Regions from separate parts of the Mus musculus genome. Here region 2 is linked to region 1. The links are chromatin contacts, found by Hi-C or POLR2A ChIA-PET in ENCODE. All regions are on one chromosome and are shown on one strand. Each heading gives the region's core, a stretch centred on a gene start or an enhancer-like site at or near the end of the contact. The rest is flanking DNA. Distances are from core to core; before and after follow the strand shown.

Evidence for each region. Hi-C counts contacts between places; a loop is a spot of excess contacts on that map. ChIA-PET counts read pairs that join two places held with the same protein, here RNA polymerase II (POLR2A).
Region 2: a map of regulatory T cell shows a loop between it and region 1 (2.1-fold over the local background). The contact joins two enhancer-like sites. A Hi-C loop is called at or near these places in 2 of 37 maps with a recorded cell type or tissue (left cerebral cortex and regulatory T cell). POLR2A ChIA-PET finds 5 or more read pairs at or near these places in 1 of 5 experiments (Patski).

What each region holds. Positions count from the first base shown.
Region 1 is chr13:63,182,373-63,189,053 of GRCm38, reverse strand. All of the region lies in intron 7 of Aopep (aminopeptidase O), which reads right to left. Among named protein-coding and RNA genes, the nearest start is that of Gm30409, 53 kb to the right of the region's middle. Within about 2 kb of position 1,898, at least 1 of the 3 ENCODE cell types and tissues checked has a DNase peak (open chromatin) inside an H3K27ac peak, as active enhancers do.
Region 2 is chr13:63,135,745-63,143,074 of GRCm38, reverse strand. All of the region lies in intron 5 of Aopep (aminopeptidase O), which reads right to left. Among named protein-coding and RNA genes, the nearest start is that of Gm30409, 7.1 kb to the right of the region's middle. Within about 2 kb of position 2,119, at least 1 of the 3 ENCODE cell types and tissues checked has a DNase peak (open chromatin) inside an H3K27ac peak, as active enhancers do.

The sequences.
Region 1 (6,681 bases), core at 649-3,148:
TTTTGCCAGGGAAATCCTACCACCTGTAGTCTTACTAGAGAAGAACACCTTCTCAAGGTCCAGCTTCCCAGCCCCAGGGTGAGGCACTCACTACAAGGTTCTCATGCTTCTGTGCTCAGAACTGAGACTACTAAAGGGGAGGAGACAGTGATGCAAATCTCTGTTCACTGGCTGGCTTCCAGCTCCGGTTCCCAATGACACCTTTAATGGCTGTTTTTCCTTTTGCCTAGAAATGACCTTCCATAAAACACTCCTCTTACAATTTATTCTTCCCTCCTCTCCAAATGAATAATTATTTAAAACAGTCCTTTACGTTGACAGGATCCCTAGCAGGGATACAAGCTCTCAGAGATTCCTGTTAAAGTGGACATAGGGCTAAAGCGAGCAGGGCACAGGCAAGCTCTGCAAGACTCAGGAGGAGGCTTTCAGGAGGAAAGACACTCCATCAGCAGAGACCACGAGCTTCTGTCTCTGGGATACCGCCACATGTCATGGTGCCAGCTCTATGCAGAGACACGATACAGAAAAGGCAGGAACCAAGTCTAGCCTGCCTCTCACAGTCACACAGAGGAAGCTCTCACACCCACCAGGTGCACATATAGATGAACCTTCCCACTTCTACTTCTGGAATCCCAGAACCCAGCAACACTGGCCTCTAGCTACAGATGGGAAGAGCAGACTCCTTGCAGAGGGTGAATGAGTAGTATGACTCCCTGGAGCAATCTAGCAACGATGTGTGCATTTTACTGCACATGTTTTATTTTAACTTAAAATGTTAAGGAAAAGCTGAGCATTCTAATGAATGGCTAAAGTCCCAGTATCTTAGAGGTTGGAGCAGGAAGAGACAATATGCAGCTAGGCAGAGCTACAAAGTGAGATTTTTCTCTCAAGAGAACCCAATCAGATAAATGAAATCCCAAAAAGGAAACTTTTTAAAAGTTAAGAAAACATGCAAATAAAACAGTATCCACTTTTCCCTCAGATCAGTGGACACATGGGTAGCAAAATGGAGTTTACAACTTTTGTGCCACAAAGGACTGGAAACAAATACAAGGGGGGGGGGCAGTAGAGGAAGTGGAGGTTGGGCTTGGAGAAACTTTTGCTTCTCTCACTGCAGACAACTGCTTACTACTATACTTCTTCTGTCCACTCACCCTCAACCTCTAGATGACAGAGGACGCTGTAGCAGCCACTCTGCAACCATAAGGTAGTGAGTCAGTGTACCCAGAGAGCAGAGGGGATAAACCCACGGTAAACCTTCTCTCTGGCATAAACTGAGCCCCACGTTAGCCCAGACTGCCTGCCTTCTGCCTGCTTCCTGTGTAAGAAACATATACACCATGTGTTGAGGTCAACTTTCCTTTACAGTCCATTATCCATACCCAGGTGCACACATGGCGGATGGAAAGCTGGGGTAGCACTAACAGCAACGTGGCCTGGGGAAGACCAGGGCCTCTGTGCTGTGAACTATGAGTCCTCTTCAGCACCCCGCCTCCCTTACAAGAACCTGATGAGGAAGGAGTTGTGAGGATGCCTATTAGGAGCTGAAGAACAGGGGTGGGTAGAAAAGATCATATACTCCAGGGCTTCCTCGAGAGGAAGGCCCTTACATAGCTCCGCAAAATCCTCAGGAGTGAGTCAGAGACTCTCTTTCCTTCTTAGAAGCTTTCTTTCCTCACTGCACAGCCTATGATGAAGTTCATATAACTAAAACCACGGTGTAAAAGCAAAGTGTTAGTCATGCTGCAGCTAGCAGGCTCCAGTTTACCCCTCTCCTGACATGCATGGAATGTGGGTGATCAAGTTACCAAGGTCGTCTGGGCTCATATGCTCTTGGTTTCTGTTGTACCTGGCACCAAATACAACAACCGAGGTGAACACGACCTTCCTCGACTCTACCCTGCCTCTCCTGCACACTCACAGAAGCTATCTGAATACTTTCTGAGTGATGGTTGTATCTGACGCATAGGGATTCCATTTGGAAAGGGGAGCCTTAAGAAAGGGCTGGTCCTTCTCAGCTATGATCAGGGGTAAAATTAAGAGAACGGCCTCTGTGAGGTGCTTAGTCACTTAGGTGTTTGGTTCTGTCTGACCTGCCCAGCTCACACAGATTATCTGCCAGCATCCCTCTTGTGCTTGTGGATGCCAGCTGCCAACTGCCACTATATGCTACTTGTCAAAGGTAGCCACCCCAACAAGGAGCAGAGCTTCATTTACACCCTAACTCTGAGGAAGTGAAACTCTTAAGTAGAAACTGCCTCTAAGTTCCATCTGAAATCCATAGGCACCTTGAAGACTAACAGGCAAAGTGCATGCTGGCTAAACACTTGGCTGTGAACACTGGGTGGGTGTGCCATGTGCAGCCCCATGAAGCAGAGTTCCCTCATCAGCAAAATCAAGAGATGGTGGCTGCTAAGACAGCTCAGTACAAGCATGGATGAACCCTAGTACCAACAGAAGTGCCAGGTGGAAAGTGGAGATGGGGAGAATGCTGGATAGATCAGCCAGAACGAGGAGATCCTGCCTCAGCGCATAAGGTACAGAGAGGTCAGAGAAGACACTCCAGAGGATGCATGTAGACAAGTGCTTTCACGCTTGCTAACATACCAACACAGTGCACACTATACTCACACACACACACACACCCCACTGCATACAAATGAAGCCTTAAGTCTTTGCAGCCTTTGTCTTTAAGCTGTTCTCTGATACCTCATTATCATCATCTCACAAAAAGGAGCAGTGAAATCCCAGTGCTGCTTAGAGCTGCAGGAAGTTGCACCCACCCTTCACCCACAGCTCACAGCACTCTGGGAAGAATGCACGGAACTCAGAGGTGAGGATGGACTATTTGGTTTTTGCAACACCTTTGTGTATAAAATGGCCAAAAGGAACAAAGACTTGCTGCCAGCTAGCACTTGCAGCGTCAATAAAGTGAACAGGGCAAACGCTGTGGACACTTGAACTAATATTGTGTGGGAGACTCTAAGCTTATCAAATAGATTTAACTGCGAGTCTAGCGAGTTTACTTGGAGGAGTTTCCTAGCAGGACCATTTGCCTGCATTAGATGCAGCCAGTGGAGTATCTATCACCCTAGTGCTGCTGACAAGGGCAATTGCTAAGATGACTTGGGGCAGAAGGAGGTGTGTTCAGAGGATCATGAGCAACACATGAAGGAGAGGTCACCTGCTAAACCAGGCAAGAAAGAACAGCTGGCAGAAAGGTGCAAACTCAAAGGAGTGAACACATTTTGATGAGCTGGGTAGAAAGCAAAGGAGTGAAACTTTATAAAGGACCAACTGTCAGGCGTCTCACATCTTTACTCCCAGCACTGGGGAGGCAGAGGCAGGCAGATATCTGTGGGTAAGAGGCCAGCCTGGACCACAGAGTGAATTCCAGGCCAGTAAGGACTATACTGAGAGAACCTGACTCAAACAAAGAAATTAATAAATTAACAAGCAGCAAGCAGCAATCATCACAAACCCAAAATGCCACATGATTCAGAATGGCAACAAATCTGAAACTCCCTCTAAGAAACAAAGCCTGAAACGGATCAAAAACAAGAGACAGGTAAATATGATGGCCTGATGGTCTGAGTAGGATGTCTGTCTGTCTGTCTCCCCCTCCTTTCCCCAAAACAATAATAACAAAACAAAAATTTTAAATTAAAAAATCAGAAGAGCTAGAAAATATAAAAATGGAAGACCATGTTTGTCCAGCATGGAGAAAGGCAAATGGAGCAAGCTCCACCCAGCTTCATTCTGTGAGAAGAGAAGTGGGTAGAAACAGGGCTTGAACTCCAGCAGCACACAGGGCTCTGCTTGAGGGAAGGGGAAGGAAGGCCCCAGCCTGACTCAAGGAAGAGCAGAGGGCCTTTGTTGTTCTGTTAGCCAGTGTGGGGGCAGCGGAGTGTAAAGGGCATCCTCAGCAAGAGGGGTTACAGGCGCGAGTGTGAGGCACACTTGCTTTTCGGCTGGACACATGGGATGAGTGGCTGGGAGTTTAGCTAGAGTTCTCAGTCTTGTTGGCAACCGTGCCCTACTGTGATCTTTTATATCTCGTGCTGTCCATAAACATCAAGTGTTAAGATCCTTGCCATAGTACTGCCAGGAAGAGCAAAAACCAGAATTACCAAAACACCCAGTGATTGTCAAATGCTCAGTGCTAGTAGCAGAACATACACACATAGCTTCTCAAAAGGGCCTTTGAGCATTGATAATGTAAAAATAGCCAGGATCACCTTCAGAGGGAAATGAGGAAGACACACTGCACCTTTTTATACCTGAGTGACAGCTCTCATACCAATGACCTCTGCAGATATTTTGAGCACCCTACACTAGAAATGGCTTCTGGGTCTCATCCAGGCCCAAAGTTGCCCAGTGCCCCCTGCCCTAATTTCACTTTCTATCTCTCCCTCAGACAGTCGCTGGGTAACTCAACTGGTATTCAGAGTTGTTATGCATGGAGAGAATGTTCCCTGATTCCATCAATCTTTTAAAGATTTTAGACTGGTAAAATTTACCATTAAAAAAAATGAAACACTCCTCCATTGTTGGTGGGATTGCAAGCTTGTACAACCACTCTGGAAATCAGTCTGGTGGTTCCTCAGAAAATTGGACATAGTACTACCGGAGGATGCCGCAATACCTCTCCTGGACATATATCCAGAAGATGTTCCAACTAGTAAGAAAGACACATGCTCCACTATGTTCATAGCAGCCTTATTTATAATAGCCAGAAGCTGGAAAGAACCCAGATGCCCCTCAACAGAAGAATGGATACAAAAAATGTGGTACATTTACACAATGGAGTACTACTCAGCTATTAAAAAGAATGAATTTATGAAATTCCTAGGCAAATGGATGGACCTGGAGGGCATCATCCTGAGTGAGGTAACCCAATCACAAAAGAACTCAAATGATATGTACTCACTGATAAGTGGATATTAGTCCAGAAACTTAGAATACCCAAGATATAAGTTACAATTTGCAAAACACATGAAACTCAAGAAGAACGAAGACCAAAGTGTGGTCACTTTGCCCCTTCTTAGAATTGTGAACAAAACACCCATGGAAGGAGTTACAGAGACAAAGTTTAGAGCTGAGACAAAAGGATGGACCATCTAGAGAATGCCATATCCAGGGATCCATCCCATAATCAGCCTCCAAACGCTGACACCATTGCATACACTAGCAAGATTTTGCTGAAAGGACCCTGATATAGCTGTCTCTTGTGAGACTATGCCGGGGCCTAGCAAACACATAAGTGGATGCTCACAGTCAGCTATTGGATGGGTCACAGGGCCTCCAATGGAGGAGCTAGAGAAAGTACCCAAGGAGCTAAAGGGGTCTGCAACCCTATAGGTGGAACAACATTATGAACTAACCAGTACCCTGGAGCTCTTGACTCTAGCTGCATATGTACCAAAAGATGGCCTAGTCGGCCATCAGTGGAAAGAGAGGCCCATTGGACATACAAACTTTATATGCCCCAGTACAGGGGAACGCCAGGGCCAAAAAGTGGGAGTGGGTGGGTAGGGGAGTGGGGTGGGGAGGTATGGGGGACTTTTGGGATAGCATTGGAAATGTAAATGAGGAAAATAACTCATAAAAAATATTTTTAAAAATGAGTCATTTATGCTGGCCATGGTAGCTCATACCTGAAATTCCATCACAAGAGAAACTGATACAAGAGGCAGGGGGAGGGGGAAGGGGGTTTCCAAAGGGGAGACCTAGAAAGGGAAAATATTTGAAATGTAAATTAAGAAAATATCGAAGAAGGAGAAGGAGAAGGTGGAGAAGGAGAAGGAGAGGGAGAGGGAGAAGGAGAAGGAGGAGGAGGAGGAGGAGGAGGAGGAGGAGGAGGAGGAGGAGGAGGAGGAGGAGGAGGAGGAGGAAAGAAGAAAGGATTACTGCACGTCTGAGGTCACCCTGCGCTAAAGAATGAGTTCTAGGCCACCTGGACAACACATAGAACTTCTGTCTCAAAAACCAGAGACCGGAAACTCGAAACGTGGCAGCAGTGAAGGGCACATGTGCATCGTGAGGCCTGGACCTTGGGTCCCAGCAACCACACAAGCTTGGCCTCTTCACACACCTATAACCCCCAGCTCTGAGGGGAGCTGAGGCAGGTGGATTTCTGGGGCATGGCTGAGAAAACCAGAAACACAAGGTGTAGGGAGAAGATTCTGTCACAAAGGAACATGTGGAGAGTGTCAGAAGACAAACTGTGGCTTCTTCTGGTCTTTACCTATGCACAAGCACCCCACCACACAATAAATAAGTAGGTGGGCATGTAAACAAGCAAACCAACCTTAAAACAAAAGGCATATCCAATAACTTCTACTGTATTCATAAGGCAGTGTAACTATCATGAGTACCTAACTTCAGAACATTCTTTAACACTGCAGAAACACCATAAGCATGGACAATCCCTTTTCAGTACGGCAACCTTTGATATCATTAGTCTGTGTGTCTCTACAGATTTGCTTAGATGATTCAGAGAAGTGAACTCATAAGCATGTAGGCTTCTGTGTCTGGTTCCTTTCCTAAGTTACACTGTATTAAAGGTTCACATGACATGCTCAAGCAGGTGACAACCCTCATTCTTATTGTAAGTTAATGGTTTATTTCATGGATCTACCATATTCTCTTTATCTAAGCCTCTAAGAGGACACTTAAGTT
Region 2 (7,330 bases), core at 870-3,369, 46 kb after region 1:
CGCACTTTCGCCATGGTAGCATAGGCTTTTGCTGCAGTGGAGGCGGGACAATCTCCTCAGATTCGGTTTGCCGCTCTAAAAGAAATTATGCTGCGTTATGCCGTGGGGTGCGAGGCTAAGCACTGCACAGAGGATAGCTTGCTGTTGGCATCCTGTGGAAGGCACGTCTGATTGCATGAAGGTTCAGTGTCCTAGTTCCCTTCCCCCAGGAAAAACGACACAGGATCTGGCCAAGACCTCTCTGGGTGATGAGCCTAAGGGATGGTTTTGTGTAGGGCCCCTATGCTTGCACACTGGGGATCAGACCTCTACCTTCACCCATGAGGCTTGCTTGCAGCAATTAAGATCTGGCCATAGGTTAATTAACATCCTGGCCTTTTGATGCACCTGCCACAAGCAAAACACAATCTCCCCAGGTGTGGCTTGGCATGATAGAGAGGTAGTCAGTGATAAGACTCCCTGGGCATGTCACCAACCTAAGACAGGGATCAAACCAATGCTGTTTGTCACCCAAGGACGGGTAAGGGGCATGGTTGCGGGGGGCTATCTACAGACATTCTCTCTGCCAAAAAAGAAAAAAGGGGGAATTGTGGGGAGCGGGTGTGGCGGCAGTCCCAAAGGCGCCAGGGACTGCAGCTAAGTCATATGACTTGCACCTGACTTCCTCATATAAGACACAAACATCTTGAGTGCTGCGCAGGTGTACCAGGATACAGGTGAATCCAATTTGGTGGAGATTTGCCCCTGCTGCCCTGATTAGCTGAAGCCTCGTGACTGGTGAGGTGGCGTGGCCTGCAGTGCGTGGATGAGAGAGAGTATAAAAGGAGTGAGAGGCCCAGGGTTCGGGGGAGATATAAAAACAAGGGAGATATAAAAACAAGGGAGATATAAAAACAAGGGAGATATAAAAACAAGGGAGATATAAAAACAAGGGAGATATAAAAACAAGGGAGATATAAACAAGGGAGATATAAACAAGAAGAAACAGGACTGAATAAATGTGTGCAGAAGGATCCTGTTGTAGCGTCGTTCTTCCTGGCCAGTTGAGCGCGCGCAACACTCACCCTTCTTCTTAGCAATGGTTTTCCTGCCATAATGCCTTGAAGTTGAAATGACAGCAGCTCAGTTATCTGCTCAGCATCTATCTCTGAAACTAACCACACTTAGCCAGGATGCTCTGCTTCCAAACAGAGATGATGAGAAGGGACATGGGGAAGCTCATTCTAAGTCACTAGTTTAAGGAGTTGGGGACCAGCAGCCAGGGCCCAAGCAGCGTCTACAAAGCATGGTGCTCATCTCTCTCATCTGAGTCACTTATTTCTAAGGGAACTACAAGTAAGAGTCACTGAGACAGACATACATTTAACAGCAAGAGGAATAACTGTACTGAAAATAACACTCAGTTCTGAAAGACTCCTAGTGCTGTGACACAGTATCCATCAGAAAACCAACCCATTAGGTTCATTGAGCATGCAGGACACTGTGACAGGACCTAGTCACATCAGAGCCAACCAACAACCTTTTCCTGAAACTGGTGACTCCTTCATAGCTAGAAGCTTATGGAGATGTGAGGCAGAAGATGGGTCTGACACCACTTTAGCCATACCACAGATACTCAAGAAGATGCCACTTCCTGTCACCAAAGCAGGTCTACTAAGACTTGGTAAGACCTGCACATTTTTTTCTGCTGGTAAGGTTGCTCTAAGATTTTTCAACCACATTTTATTTATTTTTCATTTCTGATAACTGGTTTAATGTGAAAGGAAAACAACAAATAGAAAGAGAATGACACCTGCCACCATTTTCCATGATGTTCTCGTGGTTCTACAACAATAACAGGTCACCCGATTGTCTTATTCTTGTGTTTCATTCATTTACTCTAAGGCTCTGAAAAAGTCACCTTTAGGCTAAAACATCTGTGGAAAAAAAGCCTGGTATGAAGAAACACTGGGTAACGTTGGAGCAGCAGCACTGGTAACCTTAACTACAGCATGTTTACTTTTGCAAACACTGTAATGTATGAAATAAAATATTAATAGCCATTACCTCAGTTTTCCTGAGTACAGACCTGAGTCACAGCTCTGTGGGGCATGATTTCCACTCACGTGCCTCACCGAGTGAGTGTTATTCGTGTTAGCAGGCAAGACCAGACTGACTGTGTGTTTTTAGACCATAATGTCATGGAGTAAGTTGCTTATTTTGGCAGCTTAAATCATTTCTCCAAATTTACCGCCTACTCTGCATTGAAAACTAATCCCTAAAAACATATGAGGAAAGACGGCAAAAATATTTTACTCGGGGAAAGGAAAATGTTAGAGCAAGATTCGCATCTCCATTTAGTAGCGGCTAACTTTGCAATCACTCAGCTGAACGCTGATATTTTAAAGCACTCAAAGAGTAAAATATTTGTGTAAATAAATGTATTTTCAATGCCTCAAACATACATACATATTGCAACTACACTTTTAAATGCTGTGTGGCTAACAAGCTTAGCTTGCTGGGGACTTCCAACAGGTCTGGCTTCCCCTGCCTGCGTCTGTCAGCCTCTGTCTTCCCAGAGAGCTCTGAACTCTCCATGGCCTCAAATTCACTGGACTGTTTTGTATATGATGATTTTATAGCTGAGCTAAATGAAAGAATCAAAGCCCAGTGTCCACTGCGGAGCCCAGGAGCATGGTGCCTTTTCTTTTCCCCACCTCTTTCTCTTAGATTGATAATTCCTTCCAAATCAGTGTTCAGCATTGATCCTTCAGTTCCCCTGTGAGGGAGTATAAAGGGAGCACTCCACACTTAATGGCCTGAGGCCTAGAGAGGAACATGGTAACTGCACCCAGCAGGATGAAATTCTGGAGTAGCCAGAAACTAGACCAAATTGCTCTGTGCCACAGCTTTGCTCTGGAGACCCAAGCTAAACAGCTTCTTTCAGTGGCCAGCCACACTGAGGTATGTCTTTTAAGTACATATAATAAAATTCAGTATGGCTGGAGAGACCGTGGTGGACTGTAACCCACCCACAGGCAAATGACGTCAAAAACTCTAGAAGGGAACACTGGGCTCCTCTGTTCTCCTGAAACTTCTGCTGTGTCAAGCAACATAAGAAGGAAGCAGACTTTCCACTAAGAAATCTCTACTTTGGCAGTCATCAGAGACAGCCTGGTGTCTTACACTTCCGCTCGCAGGAAAAGTGCAGAAAATTATTTCCACAAATTAAAATGGAAGAAACTCAAAGTTCAAAGAATCTCAGAGCTAAAAGGAAACTTGAGGGTCCAAATCTGAGGCTCAGAGAAGACGGAGACGAATTCTTCGCCCGCTTTCCCAGGACTCACTTTATCTCTAGAAAGTTAACTGTCTCTTGGTTGGTGACTCAGAGGAGACAGAGTCCAGCTCCCAGAATGCAGGAGGAGGGGTGGCATCTACAGAATGGCTACTTCACTTGTGAGGTAGCTCAGGCAAGCTGGTGTGGGAGCACTAATGCGCACTCGTGTGTGTGTGTGTGTTTCTGTACATGTCTGTGTGCACATGTACATGTCTGTGTACATGTATAAGCTTCATAAAATTGAGCATGCCTTGTCTCTTCTACTGAAAACAACCTGAACATCTGAATAGCTTGTTCTTGCTGGGGTGTGAAGCTAAACAATGTGTCTCTACCTGTGCCAGGGCCAAATACACACAACTGTCAGTTCTGTGGTTTTCTCCTCTTTCAAAGTACCTAGAGGGACACCCAAGAGACAGACACCACAGAGCACGGCTGTCTGGAAAATACACACACACACACACACACACACACACACCACACACACACACACACACACACACACACACACACACACACACACACACACCAACAACACCAAAACAAAACAAGACACCACACCTGGTTACATACCTTACTCTGGGGAGATCCTGTGATACCATTTACAAAGCTGCCTCTATTTTCCTTAGCAAATTGACTTTCCAATGGCAAAAAAAAGGTAACCCCCTTCACTTAATAAAGTCAATAGTGATTTCCTTTCAATTTCTAAGGCCCTTCACATCCACCTTCTCTCTGTGTCATCAAACTTCAATAGCTTTGTGAGAGCTGTAGTCTATGTCCTCTTCAAGTGAGAAAACAGATGTTGAAAGTGGAAAAGACTGACCTTGGACTAGCAAGTTAGCAGCTGGTAGAGGCCTTTTCTGCCTTTGTGCACAAGGTGATTACATTCTGGTACCAGAAGAGTTGGACAGTTAGGGCAGAAGGTGAACAATGATAATGAACCACTCATTCTTTCTAGAAACATTTACTGGTTGCCTTCTAAGTGTCAGGCCAGGCCTGTGTTAGGGACACTGGCAACATGACAAAGAGAAGAAGGGACATGCCTTCTGATCTGAAGATCACAGTCTAGGAGGAGAAACACTCAACAGGGAAGTTCCTTGTCTATTAAGTGACCAACCTTTCTATCTCAGTTCCTAGATTCTCAGTGTGAAGTCCAGACTGCCATTGGCTTTATCTCCACCTCCTTCAGCATTCTCTCCTGCTCCCTCCTGCCCTCAGAACCTGCTTCCTCCTCCCAGACAAAATGACAAGGGTGATGGATGGTTCCTCTCAGTGTCTGACTGCATTAGTGTAAGTGTTGGCAGTTGTTAGTGATGGGTGTTATTATCTGATAGCTAATAGATTCCATTATTTATAGCTTTTCATCATGGCTCTTACTGGAAATCCTGTATGTGTGTGTCTGTGTACTTATGTTTTCCTGAGTATGTTTTATGCATGTTTTAATACAGTTTGAACAAAGATATGATGTGAGCAGCTTCCTGAGAAGGGCTCGATGACATGTAGAGGGAAAGGACATGCGAATAGGAGTCTGTTCCCCAAATCTAACTACAGGGATGATGGACAATGGGAATTTTCGCTCTGTTTTGAGTAAATCCAAACTTTTAAAAATATTTTTTTCTCTTCTGTATGCAACTCCTAGTTCCTTGTCCCACATGCAGGCCACCCCCATGACCCTCTTGAGATCTGGTGATATGGGATGTCATTAAGGCAATTTCTCCCCCACAACTGAGTTTATAGTGTTTTGAAATCACTTGACTTATATATACACATACAACATAAAGACACTCAAGGTTTAAACTTGCTAAAACACCACTCACTGCCCTCCATTTGCAAAAAGATGACTATAACCAGAAATTAAAGGAGAAATCAAAATGGTACAAAAGTGTGCCCAGCAGAGAAGATTTTCATGATTTGTTTTATTCTGCAGTGACACAAGCTGCCCCTTGTAACATGTCTGTCAAGATATCTGTTGTGCTTTTGTGCAGTGGACAAAGATGCTTTTTATCAATTCTCAGAAGTCTGCAGGACTCACCATTCATGCTGTCAACTCCCCCCCACTCCTTTCGGCAAACAATGAAACCCATCAGGGACAAATGTCAACATACTAATTTGCTAAATTCAAAACAAAAGCAAAAGTGCTTCCCTTCATTTTCTATCAGCACTCCAATTCATGCTGAGTTTACAGCAACCCACAGATCATGCAATATTAAACAGAGATGTACTATGCTCACAAAGTTGGGGACAGTACCTCCCCGCAGCTACACTAGCCTGACAGTTGACACACATGCTGATTCTAACTTCCAACTCTGTCCAACGTCCTAAAAGTTCTACAAAAATTCCAACGCCTCGTCGTAATAGAACTCAGATGGAGTCAGATGGGTAAGAAAATGTGTCAGAAGCAGACAATTGAGATCCCTAGAGGCGCCCCTGGAGCTTACTGGTTTGTATGTTTAGGGCATGCTAAGAAAATTTTCACCACTGAGATAACCCCTAACTACGAAACAATTTGGTGTCAGGGGACAGCATTTCATGAAGGCCAGGCTGGCCTCAAACTCACGATGTAGCTGAGGCTGACGTTTAAGTTTGGATCCTCCTACCTCTACCTCTTGAGTGCTAGAAGGTGTATGCTACCCTGACAGGCCAGAATATAATTCTTAGAGGTATGACATACACAGACAGAGGCACCTTCTTATTTACTTTTGTTTCTTTGAAGAAAAGTTTCATATGGCTCAGGCTGGCCTTGAACTCCTGATCCTCATGCTTCCAGTTCCCAAATAAGGTGAGCAGCGCCACCTAGGTGTATTTCTAACAAAGACTGAAGGAAAGAGCAGAGCAGGCACAATGAGGCTCAGAGTTTACACAATCTGCCTGTGTTGTGTTGGTTTGTTTTGCTTTTTAAAAATGATTACAAGGCCCAGTGAGATGCCTCATTGGGTAAAGGCCAGCAAGTCTGGCCATCCAAGTTTGATCTCTGGAGTCATACAAAGGTGGAAGGAGAGGACCAACTCCACAAAGTTTTCCTCTGGTCTCTGTATATACTTGTTCCCCTGGCAATAATAGTTGTACTATTTTTAATTAAAAAAGAAAACTGCTTCAAATGATGCCCAGGACCCTAGAGGACACATATCATAATTGCTGAAGAACTAGTGGGTCTGCTGTAGGTTCGTTCTAATGCATCATCTCAGGCCTGGGCTTAACCCTTGGGGTCTCTGTTTTCCTTCCCTGAAATGAAAATTAGGAGCACTCCTCAGGGAAGCAGGAAGCATCTCCAGACACAAGACTCTTCCATACCAGTGGATTCATGTGTGTCTTGTGAGACTTCCTCCAGTCAGATCAGCCTATTTCACCTTCTTTTCTTTTAGAGAAAGGCATTCATCTGGGTTTATGGACATAAAACTAAAGGTACAGAAGAGAGAACTATTTTGGACAAAGAAAAGGGAAATGGGTCCAGATATTTTAAACGTTTACCTACTTGGATTGCAATGGATCTATCTGAACTAAGTGCTGTAAACAGGTGGCTGGAGTGTGTGGGGAGCTGCACATTTGTCAGACGCTGTTCTGCCCCCATGACTGACTGTAGGCAACAGCTGCATGTGTGTGAAAATTTTGTTTCCCATCTGTCTTTTGGACACAGTACTTTCCTGTGTCTAGTCCTCGATGAACGCGTGTTAGAAGAGGATAACCAGTCGCTATACTTTACCCTGTCACCATCCTATAACCGGAGAAAGGAAGATGCAGGCAGCCTTGGGAGTGTCCTTCCTACCTTCTGGACACTGCTCACACTGAGGCTTCCTCAGCGTCTGTACCCCACGCCAAGAATGCAAGAATGTGTGCAAGAAATGGCGATCACACACTTATGGAGAAATGAGTTGGGTCTTTGGAGAGCTTGAACACATGTCGAGGGGAGGTTCTGAACTCACAGGTGCTTACAATCATAGAAGAACCCCAGCCCTAGCCCCCAAATGTTGGACCAGAATCTGCATTTCAGCAGGATCTTTAGATGACTTATGGAAACAT